6 separate regions of the Homo sapiens genome follow, and all the other regions are linked to region 4. The links are chromatin contacts, found by Hi-C or POLR2A ChIA-PET in ENCODE. All regions are on one chromosome and are shown on one strand. Each heading gives the region's core, a stretch centred on a gene start or an enhancer-like site at or near the end of the contact. The rest is flanking DNA. Distances are from core to core; before and after follow the strand shown.

Region 1 (2,700 bases), core at 184-2,683, 1.4 Mb before region 4:
CGGTAAAGAATAAGATTAGACAGCACACTGGGTATGGCTTTATAATCACGGGCACTAAGTGATGATTTTTTCCTTATTCATTCCACTTGGTCTTAACTCTTACCCTTCTATTGTTTGGGGATGTTAACTGCAAAACAGGGACAGAATTTGGGCTAAAGGGTCTTTTTCCCAGTCTGGTAAATTAAGTATGTGATAAGACTTCTAGAAGAGTAGATTTAAGGTACTTTCTTTTGTGCACACTAATGGGAGGTGTGAAGGGAAAGCAGAATTGCAATTTCCAGCCTAGGGAGGCCAAGCCAGTCGGCCTTGCCAAACACGTTGTCTTGGATAAAGGAGGATTTTCAGTCCTGCTATTGGCTGATGGGGCCTCCAGTGCCTTCTTCAGCCTGTTGGTGGGGATGATGCCCTCAGAGCCGCAGAGTGAGCAGTCTCCTCCCAAGCATCGCTGAGCACTTGGGTGTGGAAGGGTTGCCTGATACTGAGGGTGGGGTTCCTGGAAGACAGGCGATCAGGTTCAGCTCTTGCCTTGCCCTTTATGGTTAAATGTTCTTTGGAAAGCTTCTATATCTTTCAAATCCTGGGGGCATTATGATCTCTCTTCTGCCTATCCCAAACCATCTTCAGCCAGTACTGTTGGGAGAATACAAGCTCCAGGGCATGGTCCCTGGTCCGTCTGGATGACCCCTCCGGATCTGGCATATAGCTGGCGCTCTATGGAACCAGATATTTATGTAAAAGCAGGGACAATGGAATGTGAAAACGTTTCGCAAACTCCAAAGCGATTCATAACCAGACAGAGGTCCAATCCTAGGGTATACGAGCTCTCTCTTTTAAGCACGTATCACAGCTGCTTCTCACGCCACCGAGACGCGGTCAGGACAGGTGCATCCATCTTCTCTGGGCTTCCCCTCTTGAAAGTAGGCCAGGGCGCGCAGGGGTTGAGGGTCTCTCATTCCCAGAGAGAATTAAACTTGGAGGAAAGCAACCACCGGCGAGGAGCGGGGCGCGTGGAAGCGAGCCGCGGTCCGAGGCCCAAAGAAAAGCCCAAGCCTCGCCCCCGCCATCGCGCCCGACGAGACACCTAGGTCCGGGGACGGGTGTGTGCCGCGGAAGTCAGGTGCACTGCGCAGCACTCCCCCGGTAGGTACACGCTCCTCCACCTACGAGTGACCTAATTACAAGGTGCCAGCCGCGCCCAGAGGTGGGGGTGGTTAATCCAAGCGGCCACTCGCTGCCCGTTCCTGCCCCCAAAGATGACGGAAACCCACACGATTACAGAGCCGCAGCACCCCAGATGAGCCACGGGGTCGCAATTCTCGTTTCCGTGATCGGACTGCCAGGCCCCAGGTGAGGAGCTGAGTTCATCACCAGAGCGGCCTTCCCAGGGGAACCAGTTACAGGCTGCCAGTGGCCCCGGCTTCCATCCGGTCTGCGCCTGCGCGCGGCCCAAGCCCTCGCCTCTCCTGGAATAGTGCTCAGGGATTAGTCCGGTTCGCCGCTGTGCGCACTGCGCATGCTCCAGCTCCATCCTTCCCTTCCCCCACCACCCCGCCCTCCGGGAGCCACGCCCAAAAAGTCAAGGCGCTTCAGTTACCAGCCGGCTACGTCGCGCCTGCGCTTTGACCCCCAGTTTGCGCCCCAACTCCGGTCGTGCGGCCGCCCGGGGAGGGCTCTGCAGTTGCGCAGCTTGCTCCCCGGCCCTTTTCCCCTCCGCTCCCCGCCGCCTCCTGACGCCGGGCGTGACGTCACCACGCCCGGCGGCCGCCATTACAGAGAGCCGAGCTCTGGAGCCTCAGCGAGCGGAGGAGGAGGCGCAGCGGCCGACGGCCGAGTACTGCGGTGAGAGCCAGCGGGCCAGCGCCAGCCTCAACAGCCGCCAGAAGTACACGAGGAACCGGCGGCGGCGTGTGCGTGTAGGCCCGTGTGCGGGCGGCGGCGCGGGAGCAGCGCGGAGCGGCAGCCGGCTGGGGCGGGTGGCATCATGGACGAGAAGGTGTTCACCAAGGAGCTGGACCAGTGGATCGAGCAGCTGAACGAGTGCAAGCAGCTGTCCGAGTCCCAGGTCAAGAGCCTCTGCGAGAAGGTGAGCTGTAGTACGGCTGCGGACAGCCGCCGCGGGGCCGAGCCCGCCGAGGAAAAGGCGGCCGTGAGGAGGGTGCAACATGGCGGAGGCCGCCGGTCCGGGCCCCCCGAGTCTCCGAGACCGGCGCCCATCCTGGCCGGCGGCGGCTTCCTAACGACCCGGCGCCCCCTGCCTCCCGCGCAGGGATTGGTTGCCGCCGCCGCCTAAAATGGCGCCGTTCACTCGACTCCTGGGCTTTTGAGTCAGCCGGCCTTGGCGCCAGACGAGGTGGCAGGGGGAGCGGAGACCCTGTGGGTCATCGTCAGGGACGGTTTTGAGGGTGAGCTGGCTTGGATTCTGCGGCTTGGGAATGGAGCCTGGGCCTCTCCGGTGGGCTGAGTAAGAGTCTTGCCGCTGGTACCCAGGCCTAGTTAGGTCCAGAGCTGCCCAGAGGATCCCCCAAAGGCAGTCTTGTTAGGCCGTATCCCAGAACATACCTAAAGGTCACACAGCTTTAGTACCCCTTGGTGGTTTGTATTAAACTCACCAAGCGATCTTCTCCAGAAATCAAGGTAAGGGGTGTCTTTAAGAATTTTTAAATTATTCTCTTAACCTAATTTTTACGAAGGTCATGGTGG
Region 2 (2,700 bases), core at 32-2,531, 1.2 Mb after region 4:
ATTTCTACAATGGCTATGCCACACTTCGCTGGTAAAGTTTTTGATCTATACCTGAAAAAGAGAAATGCTAATAGTATGTTGTAAACTCCCAGTTTGGGCAAGCCCCAGGACCAACAGAAAACAGTCCTTAAGTCATTGCCGGTCCCAGAAACGGTGTTGTAGCCTGAACTCTCATTGTTTTCAAATATAATTTTAACTCTTATTACGTCATTAAAATTACTGTGAAGCAGTCATTAATTGGAAAGCATGTCATAATCATAAATCACCTTGTTATTTAGTGAACTATGCTAACTGCTGTGAGAAATACCAAGGTGTACCTAGATGTAGTTACAGCCATCAAGGAGCTTAAAATTCAGTGGAAAGGTGGTGTCGCCAAAGTTAGTTACCTATGAACTTATGAGAAAGGGTAAGGAGTATCCTAGAACGATGGATTCTGGAATTGTCAGTGAGCTTATTGTTGAAACGGCCTCAGCAGCTCTCTGGCTGCTCCTAAGGGTGGTCTGTTTTTCTTACCAAGGGAGCAGTGAAACAAAACTGGCTTTATTCGGTCTGTTGGGAAGCAGACTAGAATGTAAAAAGTATTGCAAAAGTTGCCACTCGAGTCCCAACCCTAAACGCAGTTGCCTGAGGGAGGGCTGCCCCGGGCATTTAGTTACAAGAACGCAGTCTAAATCTAGTTTTTTGACTCAAAGGTAATCGTGAGCTGGCCGCGGCACCGGCTGCCTATCCTGGCCGTGAATGTTTGCTTTCTCTGCCCTGGTCTCAGGACGTCCGTTTCGAATAGATCAAGCACTTCTCTGTCGGCAGCTTTCACAAGAGATCTCGTTTTATTTAAAGAGATATGAGGTGTGCGTGGAATTCCTTCTTTGCCGAATGGCGGCTTCTACTTCCGCATATTCAAAGTCGGCAGTAGAAGTTGCAGAGGAGAGCGCAAAGCCGGACTTGGCCACACCCTGGGCTTCCGGATTTGGGCACAACAGTTCTCTCCAGTCAGAACGCCTCCCCACGGTTCTGCCCCAAAATGCTATTTTTGCTCAGGTCCTCAGCGCGTTTCCGGTGTCTCCAACGGATGGAGAAGACGGAACCACAACGCCAAGGCAGACCCCGTGACTGATTTAGGTGAGGTCTCGCGAGGTGTCTTTAAATCTCACGACGACAGCAGGAAACGACTTACTCGCACCGCCCCAATTTTAACGTCACAGTGGAGTTACTCCCTTGGGCGTTTCTTAGCGTGCGCGTGCGTGCTGCGCATGCGCACTTACTCTCCCCCGCCCCCGCGCAGACTTGTCTCCGGCCAGTCGCGCGTGGGTAGAGGCCTTAGGCGGGCGTTGCGAAGGGTTGTTTGCTAGAGTTCGGACCTTGTTACGGCGCGAAGTTCCCTCCTTGGGGCGGGGGAAAGGTACCGCACCCGCTACCTAGTGTGAATGAACTGTGGCGTGGGCTGCTAAGGGCAGGCTGCGGAGTACCCGGGCCGTGGCCATGAACTCACCCGTGGACCCTGGCGCTAGGCAGGCGTTGAGGAAGAAGCCACCCGAGCGGACTCCCGAGGTGAGGCTGGTTGACCTTTATGTGCGTCTCACAGTCCAGTAGACAGCATCCTCCTGTCTGTCCGAAATCCGCGGCGACTGCCCTCTTGCCAGAGTCTCGCACCTGCTACTGGGAATCTGTTCGCTTGAGTCTCTTCCCTGACCCAGGCCCTTGTCGCCAGCAGGGTGCCGACCGCCCTTCCTGCCTGTGATGCGGTCTTAACCCGCGTACCCGTCCTTGCCGGGGGCTTCTGAGTGTCGTTAAGAAAGCACCATTACTAAGTCGTATTTTCTGAGTTGGGTAATATGAGTTTCGCAGTTAGATGCCCATTCGTTTAAGTAGACTATGAAAAACGAGATGGAAATTGTAAGGGAAGTATCTCAGCCATGTAATTTAGAAATAGTTTTTCTTTAAAGGTCTCTGAAATATTGTACAGTTGCCTAAAAAAAAGATAAAGTTTTCAAAGTTAGTTTAAAAGTTTACATCCAGTCAAATGGTGAATTCTGTAGTAGATGATGCATGTTTAAAGAACACCACTGTAGGTACTTTTTCAGACTGTCACTGGGAAATTTTACAGTATTTTGTACTTGGATCCAAAATTTGCTGTGTCGAGTTAACAGTTATGGCATCAGCTTAAAAGATTTTTCATTCGACCTTCATGAAGGCTAGTTTTCAGGCATATAACTAAAACCTGTTAGCTTTGCTTATCCCGGTAGAATGCTAAGGTTTTGGGGAAGGTTTTCCTTGATTTGGAGGTTTCTATAACAAGTGGGACATATTTTCTAAACAAAACACTAAACAGTGTGAGTGGATTATTGGATTGTTTTGTTTAAAGTTGCAGTAAATGAAATGAAATGCTTTGGTTAATTCTTCACTTTGGAGTTTTTCAGATATGTAGTGTTTTGCATACTGAGTCTCAGTAACGTTGGGCTGACCTTTTGGGTCGTGACAATTATTCAGGTCACAACGGAAGCCATGATAGGTCAAATTATGTTATTGAAGATCCTGATGTTTGCATAGGAACAACACAAATTCTACCACTTTCCAGAGTTCTCTTTTTGAGATATACATTTATAATTCGATGAGTGTTTGTTTCCTTATGATGATTCTTGAAGTCAATGTGAGCTGATTTATGAATTTCAGTAGGCGAATTATCTTACAGCCTTTATAGCA
Region 3 (2,753 bases), core at 181-2,680, 1.5 Mb before region 4:
GCCACCCAGGCTGGAATGTAGTGGTGCGATCTCCGCTCACTGCAAGCTCCGCCTCCCGGATTCACGCCATTCTCCTGCCTCCGCCTCCCGAGTAGCTGGGACTACAGGCGCCCGCCACCACGCCCAGCTAATTTTTTCTATTTTTTAGTAGAAATGGGGTTTCACCGTGTTAGCCAGGATGGTCTCGATCTCCTGACCTCGTGATCCGCCCGCCTGGGCCTCCCAAAGTGCTGGGATTACAGGCGTTAGCCACTGCGCCCGTCTGAATAACCTTCAAAGAAAAGACAATTCTGAATATTTTAGGTGATCAATGAAAACGATGACCACTTCTCCTTTCTCTCAATATAAACCCTAGCAGCATAGAAAAAACTTGAGAAGCTTCAAAAATACTAATTTATTTACGCTATCCCAATTAAATCAGGTGCTCTGGCATTGGGGCAGGGGTGTGGAGGTGGGGGTTGGGATGCTTTCTAAAAGCTCTCCAGGTGTGATTTAAATATGCATGCTGGGTGGGACCCACCAGACTAGATTTATTAAATAATGCCTTTCCTCTTATTTAGCGGAAGCATAGCGAGATTTCGCTTTTTTACATTTAACTCATTTTATAGAAGAAAGCAAAGAAAGCCCTATTCAATAAAGAAAGCACTCCCTAGGCACTTGGTCTAGTGATATGGTGGTTATTCATTAGGGACTGTCATTCCAGTTGAACTCTATGTCTACTTAAGCAGTTAGACACTGGCCTCTTTATTTCCGTGCTCTTGTACATCATTTCGTATATGGTGGAACTCTTCGAATTACTTGCTTTCCTAGAGTTTGACATGTGGTGAGGGAGGTTTTTTTTCTTTAAAAAAGATTACTAGCAGTTGGAAAAAATTAAAAGGCATATGGCAAGTGTTCAAGAAAAGTTTTTGATTTAAGAACCATCTTGACCGGGGGCGGTGGCTTACGCCTGTAATCCCAGCACTTTGGGAGGCCGAGGCAGGCGGATCACCTGATGTTGGGAGTTCGAGACCAGCCTGGCCAACATGGTAGAAACCCCGTCTCTACTAAAAATACAAAATTATCCGGGCGTGGTGGCACACGCCTGTAATCCCAGCTACTCGGGAGGCTGAGGCAGGAAAATCACTTAAACCTGGAAGGAGGAGGTTGCAGTGAGCCAAGATCAGCGACACTGCAGTCCAGCCTGGGCGACAGAGCTAGACTATCTCAAAAAAAAAAAAAAAAAAAAAAAAGATGCAGATCCTTCCTATCCACATTCAAAAGCAACCTTGTGAGGAGGCTCAGCTGCGACAGCAATCTGTACTCCCCTCCCCCATTCCCAAGCACAGCACTCTTCCACCTTGCGCCTACCCAGAGTAGGTTTCCGTTTCTTCCCACTTCCCCTTCCGGGTCGGGACCCTGCCCATGTTCCGGTCTTGCGCACGAGTCTAGAACGCAGCAACTCCGCCGGCGTTTCCATGGTGGCAAGTGGCCGGTTCCTTGCGGGGCTGAGCAACAAAGTAGTATCAGTGTTCGGTGGCTCCACTGGAACTACGCAGAGCCAGACCAGCGGGACCACAGAATGGGCTGAGGCGGCGGCGGCTGTTTGGATAAAGTCAACAGCGGGACGTGGGGCGTGACGCCGGTCCGGCATCCTAAGACGTGTGGTTTGAGTTGCGGGCGAGACCAGGCTTTTTTTAGGACCTTGGGCCTGATAAGTGGGCGACTGCAGTAGTGCGGGAACCTATTATTTGACAGGAACATGACAGGAAGTGTAGGGACCCCATGCTTGATGGATGGTGACTTATAGTGTGGTAGTCTCAGTGTTGATGGGCATGACCGAGACAGCAGGAGTACCCCTAAGTTCTGGTGAGAGGTGGAGCCTCAGAAGGACACCTTACTCAAGCTGTCTTTAGTTCCCAAAGACAAAAAGGCTCAGTGGAAAAGATTCCTTTTTTTTTTTTAATGTCTCTATATTTGAGACTGTGGGTTTATTGTGGATATGCATTATCTAGTTTTAATAAATAAAAGTATAAACGTTTAACATTTTCCATTTTCTTTCTTTATTTCTATAAAGTAGTAAAAGCCCAGCTTGAAAATGGAGATGTATGAAACCCTTGGAAAAGTGGGAGAGGGAAGTTACGGAACAGTCATGAAATGTAAACATAAGAATACTGGGCAGATAGTGGCCATTAAGATATTTTATGAGAGACCAGAACAATCTGTCAACAAAATTGCGATGAGAGAAATAAAGTTTCTAAAGGTTTGCTTCTTTTGCCTTAATCATCTAAGTCAAAAGAAAAAATTGTTATGGAATAAAAAATTGCATAAAATATTTTAGTTCACACGTACTGATTCATATTATGGAGAAACAAGTGTAATACTCTATCTTATCTACATTTTGTAATTTTATAGTGATACAAGATATATGTGTTTTGGGGTATGTAACAAAAGCTACACCAATATTGTTTAATAATTATTCAGAAATATTCAAGTATAATACTTAATAAAAATTTCTGCTATGTGCAAGGCATGGTGCTAGGTACTGAGACTATAAGGAGGTAAAAGATAGTTCCTGCCCTTAAAGACTTCTATAATTTAATCAGAAAGGAGAGTATATGAAAATCATACTGAATAAAAAGTGGCTCATAATAAATGCCAAGGAATCAACACAAAGTCCTTTCCCTGGTAGGGAAAGTTTTTTTGAGGAAATGGGACATGAATTTGGCTTTGAAGGATGTGGAGGGTTTAGATAAGAGGGAGAAACTGTTGTG
Region 4 (2,746 bases), core at 215-2,714:
TGCTATGGGAGCAGAGGGCCAAGAACCAGCACTCGCCATAGCCCATGTCACCCACAAATGGTTAGATGCAGGAGTACCTGCAGCTACTTTCTTGTAGATAATGGAACAAAGGGGGAGCCCTGCTCTTTCACCAAAACCCGAGACCAGGCAAAACTTCAAGACTCATGCTGAGGAGGGGCGCTTCATGAACTTGAATATTAGTGGTCACACAGGATTCTACTCACAAAAATGTAATATCACAACAGTGCAGACCATAGGAAGTTTATTGTGTCTTTGAGACACTACAATGCAGACTCCTCTTCCAGAGAAAGGTCTTTCAGAGACAGGGAACCGTCATCCGGATGCGTTGCTCATTTGTCATTTTCATAGGCAGCTGGATTCTTCCTCTTGGATCTCTCGAACTCTTCAGTCCCCCATGTGTAGATAAGATAAAACACTACAAACTCTTTAAAAATTAAGAGAGTAAACAGAGAGCACACATATAAGACATATAGAAGAAAAAAAAAGGTCTCAGTCCTCTTGTCTTCTTTAAAGCATACACTTCAGTAGTTCTTAGCATATCCAAGGCCATGCAACTATCATCACTATCTGCTGCACGTTTAACACAAAGCATTTCACCACTGGTAAGAACTAAATAAAGGTGACCTCAGAGGAACATGCTGGAATCACCCGAGTGACCTTGGGCCAGTCATTTCAGTTCTGTAGCTCAGTTTTCCCCGTGTAAGATGGGGAGGATAATATGACCAGCTTAAGGGCGGTCAGGAATATTCAATGAGAAAGGTGTGTACGGCAAGTTACAGAGCGCCTGCCCGGCCGCCAGCGCTCAGAGGGGAGGCGCAGTGACTGCTGCTGCTGCTGGGGTCCAGCCTCCCGCTCCCGCGGGCCCAAGGCACTCACGCGGCACCACGCGAAAGAAAGACTCCCGAATGCGGCGCAGAACATTGGGGATTCCTTTAGTGAAGACGTGCGGATAGGCGCGCTGCTCGAACGGTGACAAGCTGTAGCTGATCACATGCCGCATCCGCGTCAGATTCCCAAACTCGCGGCCCATTGTGGCGGCGGCCCTGCAGGACCGAGGGTGGACAGGCGCTTGGCTCGCTTTCGCGAAGCGCCGCAGTCCCCGCGGGGGTCCATCCCCAACCCCAGACTCCTGCCCCTGCACTCCTTATCCTTTCCCAGCCCAGCGGGGCGCCCCTAGCCTCCCAGGGTCCACGAACACTGCACAACCAGACCCCACTCACGCACAGGGCTCAGCTCGCCCTCCACAGTCACCGATCCGGTTGACTCGTTCGTCATTTCCGGCAAGGTTGGAAGCCGCTCTTGGAGGTCGTGAGGTAACTTCCGGGAGATACCATTTTCCTACTGTCTCTAAGGGATGACGCCTTTGTCCCAGAAAGAAGTGGGCTGACTGGGTGACCCGTAGGTGGGAGGTGCCTTGGAGGCCCTGCCCGGGCCGGTGGGGTGGAGCCTAGCGGAGGACGTCGGGGATTGAACTGACTTTGGGGGACAGTGGACAGGCGGAGGCGCTCACACTTCTCCTCAGCCCTCGGCTTTTCTGTGGAATCCCAGTCAGGAAGCGGCCGAATGCGGGAGGCGGGGGAGGGAACAAAAAGGTGACGAGGAAGGGGCCTGCCGACCTCCGGGGCAGCGCTGGCCAGGAGCTTGGGGCCTGCGAGTCTTCCCAGCTGTAGACAGAGCGCCTCTGAGCCCCGAGGCCGGGCCGCCCCACAGCAGAGGAGCACGAGGTTTCATTTGGCCTTGGCCAGTAGCTCAAAGGGGGCTTCGTTATTTTCAGGCCATGAGCGACCCCAGCACCAAAATCAGGGACACACATCGAAGGCTTCTCTTGGACTCTGTTTTAGAGTCCCCTGGCAGGCTGTTAACGTTCCCAAGAGATAATACAAACGTTTCGTCAGTTTCAGCCACAAAAATAATCAAATAATCGTCAATTGATGAATGCTGAGGCCGCCTCGACAGCAGCCAGCGTCCTCCCCAGATGGTTTGCGTGGGGTGGGGGGAATCACGATGCCCCAGTTCTTTCTTCTCCCCACGTGAGAAGCAAGGAAAGTCGGGTGAGAGGCCTTATTATGTTTTCCCTGAAGTGCATTCTGCTTGACGATGCTGTTGTCAATGTACAGCTCGCCCTGAGGTGTCTTGTCAGTGTTTTGTTAATGGAATTGCTGGCCATATTTTATCTAGGACTAAGCTCTCATTCAACAGTTGGCTGTGTTTTATAACACTACTTACGGACCACGGAGGCTCGGCAGGCAGTCAACTTGTATTTTGCAGACATACCTTAGTTTTCTCATGTAGGTACTGCACAAACTGGCTTCGTATCTTGCACTATGAGTGTAGGCTGACTCTTCCAGCATAGTCTCCTTCGGGGTGGCGCTGAATATCCCCTCATTTCAGCTTTTCATGGTGCTCCTTTGCCTCATTTTTTTAAACCATAATGTCTAGCCTGGTCTCAGCTCCAAGGCAAGAACAGAAATACAGGTAAGGACAGAAATATTGTGGCAAATTCTACCACCATTTGGATGAATAATAATAAAACGTTCATTTATTTTATAGCATCTGCAAACATCCCAAAACCTTTCAACCAAAATATGTATAGATGAGTGTGCAGACCAAAGTAAGGACATCAGTATGTTACATTTAAAAATAAGTCAAGGTTAAAGGCGGTGTCCTCTTTTAAGAACATCGCAAATACAATTCCAGTACTCCAAGTACGTATTCTGTACCCAGC
Region 5 (2,700 bases), core at 16-2,515, 1.8 Mb before region 4:
TAGAGTGCAATGGTGCAATCTCGGCTCACTGCAACCTCCACCTCCCGGGTTCAAGCAATTCTCCTGCCTCGGCCTACCGAGTAGCTGGCGTTACAGGCACCTGCCATCATGCCTGGGTAATTTTCGTATTTTTGTAGAGATGGGGTTTCACCATGTTGGCCAGGCTGGTCTTGAACTCTAACCTCAGGTGATTCACCCACCTTGACCTCCCAAAGTGCTGAGATTACAGGTGTGAACCACCGCGCCTGGCCAAGACCGTCTATAAAACAACTGAATAACCAGCTGAATAAAAGCTGAATAACCAGCATCCAACACATTATCTGGTACGTAGCTACATTGTGTAAATCACTGGTGAATTCAATAAGCACAAATAACAAAAAAAGAAAAAAAAATGAATTCAATAAGCACGTGTACTTTGAAAATGTATTTTAGGCAGGGCGCGGTGGTGATCCCAGCACTTTGGGAGGCTGAGGCAGGTGGATCACTTATGCTAGGGAGTTTGAGACCAGCCTGGCCAACATGATGAAACCCGGTCTCTACTAAAAATACAAAAATTAGCCGGGCGCAGTGGCTCACGCCTGTAATCCTAGCACTTTGGGAGGCCGAGGCGGGCGGTTCACTTTAGGTCAAGAGTTCGAGACCAGCCTGGCCAACATGGTGAAACCCCGTCTCTACTAAAAATACAAAAATTAGCCGGGCATGGTGGTGCGCGCCTGTGCTCCCAGCTACTCAGGAGGCTGAGGTAGAAGAATCGCTTGAACCCGGGAGGCGGAGGTTACAGTGAGCTGAGATCGCGCCATTGCACTCCAGCCTGGGCGACAAAATCGAGGCTCCGTTTCAAAAAAAAAAAAAATTAGCCGGACAGTGGTGGCGGGTGCCTGTAGTCCCCGCTACTGGGGAGGCTGAGGTAGGAGAATCTCTTGAATCCAGGGGGTGGAGGCTGCAGTGAGCCGAGATCGTGCCACTGCACCCCAGCCTGGGAGACAGAGCGAGACAACGTCTCAAAAAAAAAAAATGCCAAAAGTAATTTCCCCTAGGGAGGCATGGGGTGTTCCTTTCTCGGCACGCAGGCCCCTAAAATCCCTTCGGGCGGGCGGGTGTGGGGAGACCAGGCGGCTGGGAGACCCAGGCGGTGTTAGGGGTTGCGAGCAGCCTCGCTCAACTGGGGAATTGGCGGCAAGACTGCCAGGAGGCGGAACCTAGGGCGCTCGGCGACGCGGTCCTGCGGACTGTCGCTAGTGAGGCACCCGCCGGCCCGGAAGGGGCTGATGCGAACTGGGGCCACGGCAGCCATCGCGCTTTGCAGTTCGGTCTCCTGGTGTACGGCCAACGCCAAGTAGGGGATTGCGTTCCCTCCAGTCGCAGGTGAGTGACAGCCCCTCCTTCTGGGAGGACCGGTGGGCAGCAGCTATGGATCCCCTAGAAGGCGCACTTTTAGGGCCAAGACCTACTCTGAGTCCCTGCCTGTGGCACTGCGTGAAGGGGCGCCTGTTTTTCACCCCGGGGTTAGGCGGCGCGAGGGAGGACAGGTCTCATCCATGCTCCGCGGGGCCGTCTGATAGCCCTCGAGGCAGAACACTGCTGCTGTCAGACGCTTGGTCTTTTCAGGAAAGAACGAGGTGGCTGCAGGCAAGCCCCTTCCTTCCCCTGGGCCTCAGTTTCCTTACCTGGTAAGGTGAAGGTGGCGGGTCTCACTGACAGCTGAAGAGGCTGTGACACGGCCTGGTGTTTTCAGCGCTCCCAATTAGTGTAGAGGCAAATTGAGCTTCCTTACTAGTACTGGTTAACGTTTTCCGTAGCCCAAAGTCCCAGTTAAGTGGAAAAAAGATACACTGTTGAGAAAACTGTACTGATTTTTGTTTTAATTTTTTAAATTTTTGTTGTTGTTTTGAGACAGAGTTTCCCTCTTGTCGCCCAGGCTGGAGTGAAGTGGCACGATCTCGGCTTACTGCAAGCTCCGCCTCCCGGGTTCACGCCATTCTCCTGCCTCAGCCTCCCGAGTAGCTGGGACTACAGGTGCCCGCCACCACGCACCGCTAATTTTTTTGTATTTTTTAGTAGAGATGGGGTTTCACCGTGTTAGCCAGGATGGTCTCTTATCTCCTGACCTCGTGATCCGCCTGCCTCGGCCTCCCAAAGTGCTGGGATTATAGGCGTGAGCCACCGCATCCGGTCTAACTTTTCTATTTTTAGTAGAGATGGGATTTCTCTATGTTGGCCAGTCTGGTCTCCAACTCCTGACCTCAGGTGATCTGCTCGCCTCGGCCTCCCAAAGTGCTGGGATTAAAGGCATGAGCCACCTCAGTGGGCCACTGTACTGATTTTTAAGGTGTTGAAGCTTTTCCAAGAAGATTTGTTTTAAAACAGCTAAAACTTTGACATTGTTAGCTGAAAGAACCAAATTCGTCAGCAATTTAAGGTGTTTGGTACAGTGGACAAAATGAGGTGAAGAAGTCCTTTTAACTTGAAAAATTAAACATAGTATTATTTATTTGTGTGTTCTTACATCAGCCTCTATATTACTAAGTGTCTTTGAAGACGTCCTATATTCCGTGTTAAAGTATCAGTGAAGAGTAGGTCACATTGAAACAATGAAAGAAGGAAAGAAAAGGAACATTTATTGACTACTATGAGTAAGGCACTAGCTGTCATTTTACAGATGACAAATAAATGGTGGTGCCAGTATAGCAAAGCAACATG
Region 6 (2,700 bases), core at 74-2,573, 1.1 Mb before region 4:
GTCGCTGGGATTACAGGCACGTGCCACCATGCCCAGCTAATTTTTTGTATTTTTAGTAGAGATGAGGTTTCACTATGTTGGACAGGCTGGTCTTGAACTCCTGACCTCAGGTGATCCACCCACCTCGGCCTCTCAAGGTGCTGGGATTACAAGCATGAGCCACCACGCCTGGCCCCCGATGTCCATTTTTTATGCAAATGGTTGTTTATTATGTCTGCTCACAGCCCCAGGAGGACAGGGATTTTGTTCCTTTTGTTCACTGCTGTGTCCTCAGTGCGTAGAATGTGCTTGGCGCATAGTGGGTGCTCAGAAAATATTTATCGAATCAATTAATCTGAAAAAGATTGCTGCTTTGCGGAGACACGTGCTGACTGTAATCTCAAATCCACGTGGAAGGAGACAGAGAGGGAGGGCACACACTTTTTTCCTTGAAAGTGAAGAAGAATCCAAACCACATATTCACAGTGCCTGTGCCTGTAATTTCTCCAGAATACCTTTACAGGTATAAAGTGCTGGAGTCGGCGTTATGATCACCGTGTCACTGATGGGAAACGGAGCCTGCGTGGAGTGAAATAACTTGCTCATAGTGACACAGCACTGGGCCAGGAACCCTGCTGTCCTGCCTGGAGTCCATGTCCCATGCCCTGGATCAGTGTGGACTGTAAAAGTGGTATTTATTAATTTATATTTGAATCATGGCATTGAAAAAGAAAACCGGCTGATCCAGCATTTTCCAAAATGTATCCTAAGACTCTAGGTCCTCAAGATCCTTTGTGAAAAATCTGCAAACTTTTGTTCCTCCCACAGAGGATGTAGGGGAAGGATCTATCAGGATCCTGATAGATCCACACACATCTATCAGGATCTCTAAGTCCTACAGGAAGGGGGCCCATTTAACTTCATCGAGTCCTGTGTTTTCCTCTGGTTTTGAACTTTAGGAGGCCGCCCCCTTCCCTCCCTTTCTCCCTCCTTCTTTCCTTTCTAGTAGTAAACATCCTGCAGTGGGAAATTTGGATGCCATCCAATTCCTTGGTATCTTCCTTACAAGGAAGACCCTCATTCACCATTTTCAGACGATGGCATGGAGGGGAGAAGGGCCTAGGGCTGAAACCTCACTGCTAAAGACTCAGGCCTGGCAACAAAACCCTCCTGGGCTCTTGTGCTGGCTGGTCCTCTTGGGAAGGATGGCTGGGCTCTAGAGGGGTGGGTGCCTGGGGTGTCGCTAGCAGGATGGGCGTTCTGGGGGAAGGAGCCAACTCCCATAGCTGGCAGCTGCCCTCCTGGAGCTGAGTGGAACAGTCTGTGGTTAATTATTTGCTTCTCCTGAACAGCGCTGCCTACCCCGACCCGCAGCTCCCTGAGCCTGATTACATTACCCCTTCCAGGCAGATTTATCTCAAACTTGTTTGATGCCTCTCCAAAGAGCTCCATCTGGTTCCCTCACTATTCCTGACAGGTGGCTAACACAGCTCTCTGAAGCCCCCCAAACACCAGGAAGCATCTTCTACAGAACTGACTTGGCTGTTATGTCACATTGCTGTCTCCCCATCGTGTATTTGCTACAACCACAGACATTTGTATGGAAATGGAATCAGTGTTTGTAAGGGCTCATCTGCTCAGGCTGCCTTGTGAGCAGGCACTGGGGGACAATCTGCCCAGCCAGCACCCACCCACGTGGCTCCGAGGCTCCTCAGGCAGGACTTCTCTAGCCTCTGAGGGTAGGGGACACCATTGGGCTGGGATTTATGACCCGGGTGAGCCTTCCTGGGCCACAGGAGCATCTGCTTCAACACTGCAGCAACGTCTCTCCATCTCTTAGCCTATGTCCAGAGTGGGGCTGTCCCTCGCCGGGCTGCGGGCTGTGCTGTGGAGCGCTTGGCCAGAGGGTGGGACCCTGCTGTGCCAGGAACAGTGGTGGGGAGGCCTGGGGCCACAGACTGTAACGGAGGCACAGAGGAGCCATGTGCGGCACATCAAGAGAGGAGTTAGGCACGAGTGCACCTTTTTCCATCCAGATACACCCTACAGGAGCGTGGACTCAGCGTTTACAGAGCACTTTCACCTCCCTTCAGAGTTTTTCTTCAGGACGGGAGTTACCGAGTAAATGCCTGTGTCCTCACCAGAGTCATCTGTTAGAGGCTAACCGCCAATGCCAAGGCATTAGGAAGTGGAGCCTGTGGGAGGTGATGAGGGTTGAGGGGAGGGCATGTGAGTGGGGCCCTCCTGATGGGATTAGCGCCCTTGTAAGGAGAGGAAGAGACACCAGAGCTTCCTCTCTCCGCCATGTGAGGACCCAGCAAGAAGGCAGCAGCCTGCAAACCAGGAAGAGGGCCTCCTCAGAACTTGGCCATGCTGGCAGCCTCCTCGGAGTCCCAGCCTCCACAGCTGGGAGAAACAAGCGTCTGTTGTTTAAGCCCCCAGGCTGTGGTGTTTTTTTACAGCAGCCTGAGCTGACTAAGACAATGTGAGAGTTCAGCTTGCAGGAAGCGGAGGTTCATCGGCTCCAGGTCACACAGTCTGGTCCTGCAGCTCCAAATTCCAAACCCCTTGCTCAGTACCAGTGGGTCAGGGTCGGAGAATTCCAAGGAAGGCCAGGCTGGGGAGGGGCCCCTGAGGGTGGGGATGGGGGCAGTCCACCCTGGAGATGGAGTCCTACTCTGCCACATGGTTCAGAGCAGGCCCTGCCTTGGGGACCCTCCC

Evidence for each region. Hi-C counts contacts between places; a loop is a spot of excess contacts on that map. ChIA-PET counts read pairs that join two places held with the same protein, here RNA polymerase II (POLR2A). Pooled maps may share reads with other maps.
Region 1: a map of CD4-positive, alpha-beta T cell shows a loop between it and region 4 (9-fold over the local background). The contact joins the promoter of PPP2CA-DT here to the promoter of GDF9 in region 4. A Hi-C loop is called at or near these places in 1 of 168 maps with a recorded cell type or tissue (CD4-positive, alpha-beta T cell) and 9 of 50 pooled maps. POLR2A ChIA-PET finds 5 or more read pairs at or near these places in 1 of 52 experiments (activated CD8-positive, alpha-beta memory T cell).
Region 2: a loop to region 4 is called in a map of naive thymus-derived CD4-positive, alpha-beta T cell, with 17 times the contacts of the local background. The contact joins the promoter of RAPGEF6 here to the promoter of GDF9 in region 4. A Hi-C loop is called at or near these places in 1 of 168 maps with a recorded cell type or tissue (naive thymus-derived CD4-positive, alpha-beta T cell) and 12 of 50 pooled maps. POLR2A ChIA-PET finds 5 or more read pairs at or near these places in 1 of 52 experiments (activated naive CD4-positive, alpha-beta T cell).
Region 3: a loop to region 4 is called in a map of CD8-positive, alpha-beta T cell, with 4 times the contacts of the local background. The contact joins the promoter of CDKL3 here to the promoter of GDF9 in region 4. A Hi-C loop is called at or near these places in 1 of 168 maps with a recorded cell type or tissue (CD8-positive, alpha-beta T cell) and 8 of 50 pooled maps. POLR2A ChIA-PET finds 5 or more read pairs at or near these places in 1 of 52 experiments (activated CD4-positive, alpha-beta T cell).
Region 5: a loop to region 4 is called in a map of CD8-positive, alpha-beta T cell, with 7 times the contacts of the local background. The contact joins the promoter of SAR1B here to the promoter of GDF9 in region 4. A Hi-C loop is called at or near these places in 2 of 168 maps with a recorded cell type or tissue (both CD8-positive, alpha-beta T cell) and 4 of 50 pooled maps. POLR2A ChIA-PET finds 5 or more read pairs at or near these places in 1 of 52 experiments (H1).
Region 6: a pooled map shows a loop between it and region 4 (3-fold over the local background). The contact joins the enhancer-like site here to the promoter of GDF9 in region 4. A Hi-C loop is called at or near these places in 1 of 37 single-sample maps with no recorded cell type and 5 of 50 pooled maps. POLR2A ChIA-PET finds 5 or more read pairs at or near these places in 2 of 52 experiments (OCI-LY7 and activated CD4-positive, alpha-beta T cell).

What each region holds. Positions count from the first base shown.
Region 1 is chr5:134,225,143-134,227,842 of GRCh38, reverse strand. PPP2CA-DT (PPP2CA divergent transcript) reads right to left here and starts at 1,433. Exons shown (of 1, transcript NR_186539.1): 1 at 1-1,433. PPP2CA (protein phosphatase 2 catalytic subunit alpha) reads left to right here and starts at 1,770. Exons shown (of 7, transcript NM_002715.4): 1 at 1,770-2,083. The coding sequence starts at 1,982. It overlaps MIR3661 (microRNA 3661), which reads right to left and starts at 2,086; the gene lies at 1,991-2,086. RefSeq lists enhancers at 470-989, 831-990, 990-1,511, 1,512-2,031, 2,371-2,480.
Region 2 is chr5:131,633,810-131,636,509 of GRCh38, reverse strand. It overlaps RAPGEF6 (Rap guanine nucleotide exchange factor 6), which reads left to right and starts at 1,281. Exons shown (of 28, transcript NM_016340.6): 1 at 1,281-1,548. The coding sequence starts at 1,480. RefSeq lists enhancers at 712-911, 922-1,171, 180-1,379, 1,472-1,561, 1,509-2,091.
Region 3 is chr5:134,365,848-134,368,600 of GRCh38, reverse strand. CDKL3 (cyclin dependent kinase like 3) reads left to right here and starts at 1,430. Exons shown (of 13, transcript NM_001113575.2): 1 at 1,430-1,624; 2 at 2,057-2,242. The coding sequence starts at 2,078.
Region 4 is chr5:132,865,187-132,867,932 of GRCh38, reverse strand. It overlaps GDF9 (growth differentiation factor 9), which reads left to right and starts at 1,464. Exons shown (of 2, transcript NM_005260.7): 1 at 1,464-2,746. UQCRQ (ubiquinol-cytochrome c reductase complex III subunit VII) reads right to left here and starts at 1,291. Exons shown (of 3, transcript NM_014402.5): 1 at 1,246-1,291; 2 at 898-1,064; 3 at 1-445. The coding sequence starts at 1,051. The coding sequence ends at 351. RefSeq lists enhancers at 953-1,453, 1,454-1,954, 813-2,012.
Region 5 is chr5:134,631,393-134,634,092 of GRCh38, reverse strand. SAR1B (secretion associated Ras related GTPase 1B) reads left to right here and starts at 1,265. Exons shown (of 7, transcript NM_016103.4): 1 at 1,265-1,365. RefSeq lists an enhancer at 814-1,370 and silencers at 1,344-1,393, 1,444-1,553.
Region 6 is chr5:133,925,799-133,928,498 of GRCh38, reverse strand. LOC105379182 (a long non-coding RNA gene) reads left to right here. Exons shown (of 5, transcript XR_948797.3): 5 at 490-2,700. Among named protein-coding and RNA genes, the nearest start is that of WSPAR, 13 kb to the right of the region's middle. Within about 2 kb of position 1,323, at least 6 of the 41 ENCODE cell types and tissues checked have a DNase peak (open chromatin) inside an H3K27ac peak, as active enhancers do; they include OCI-LY7, where a contact is called at or near this core.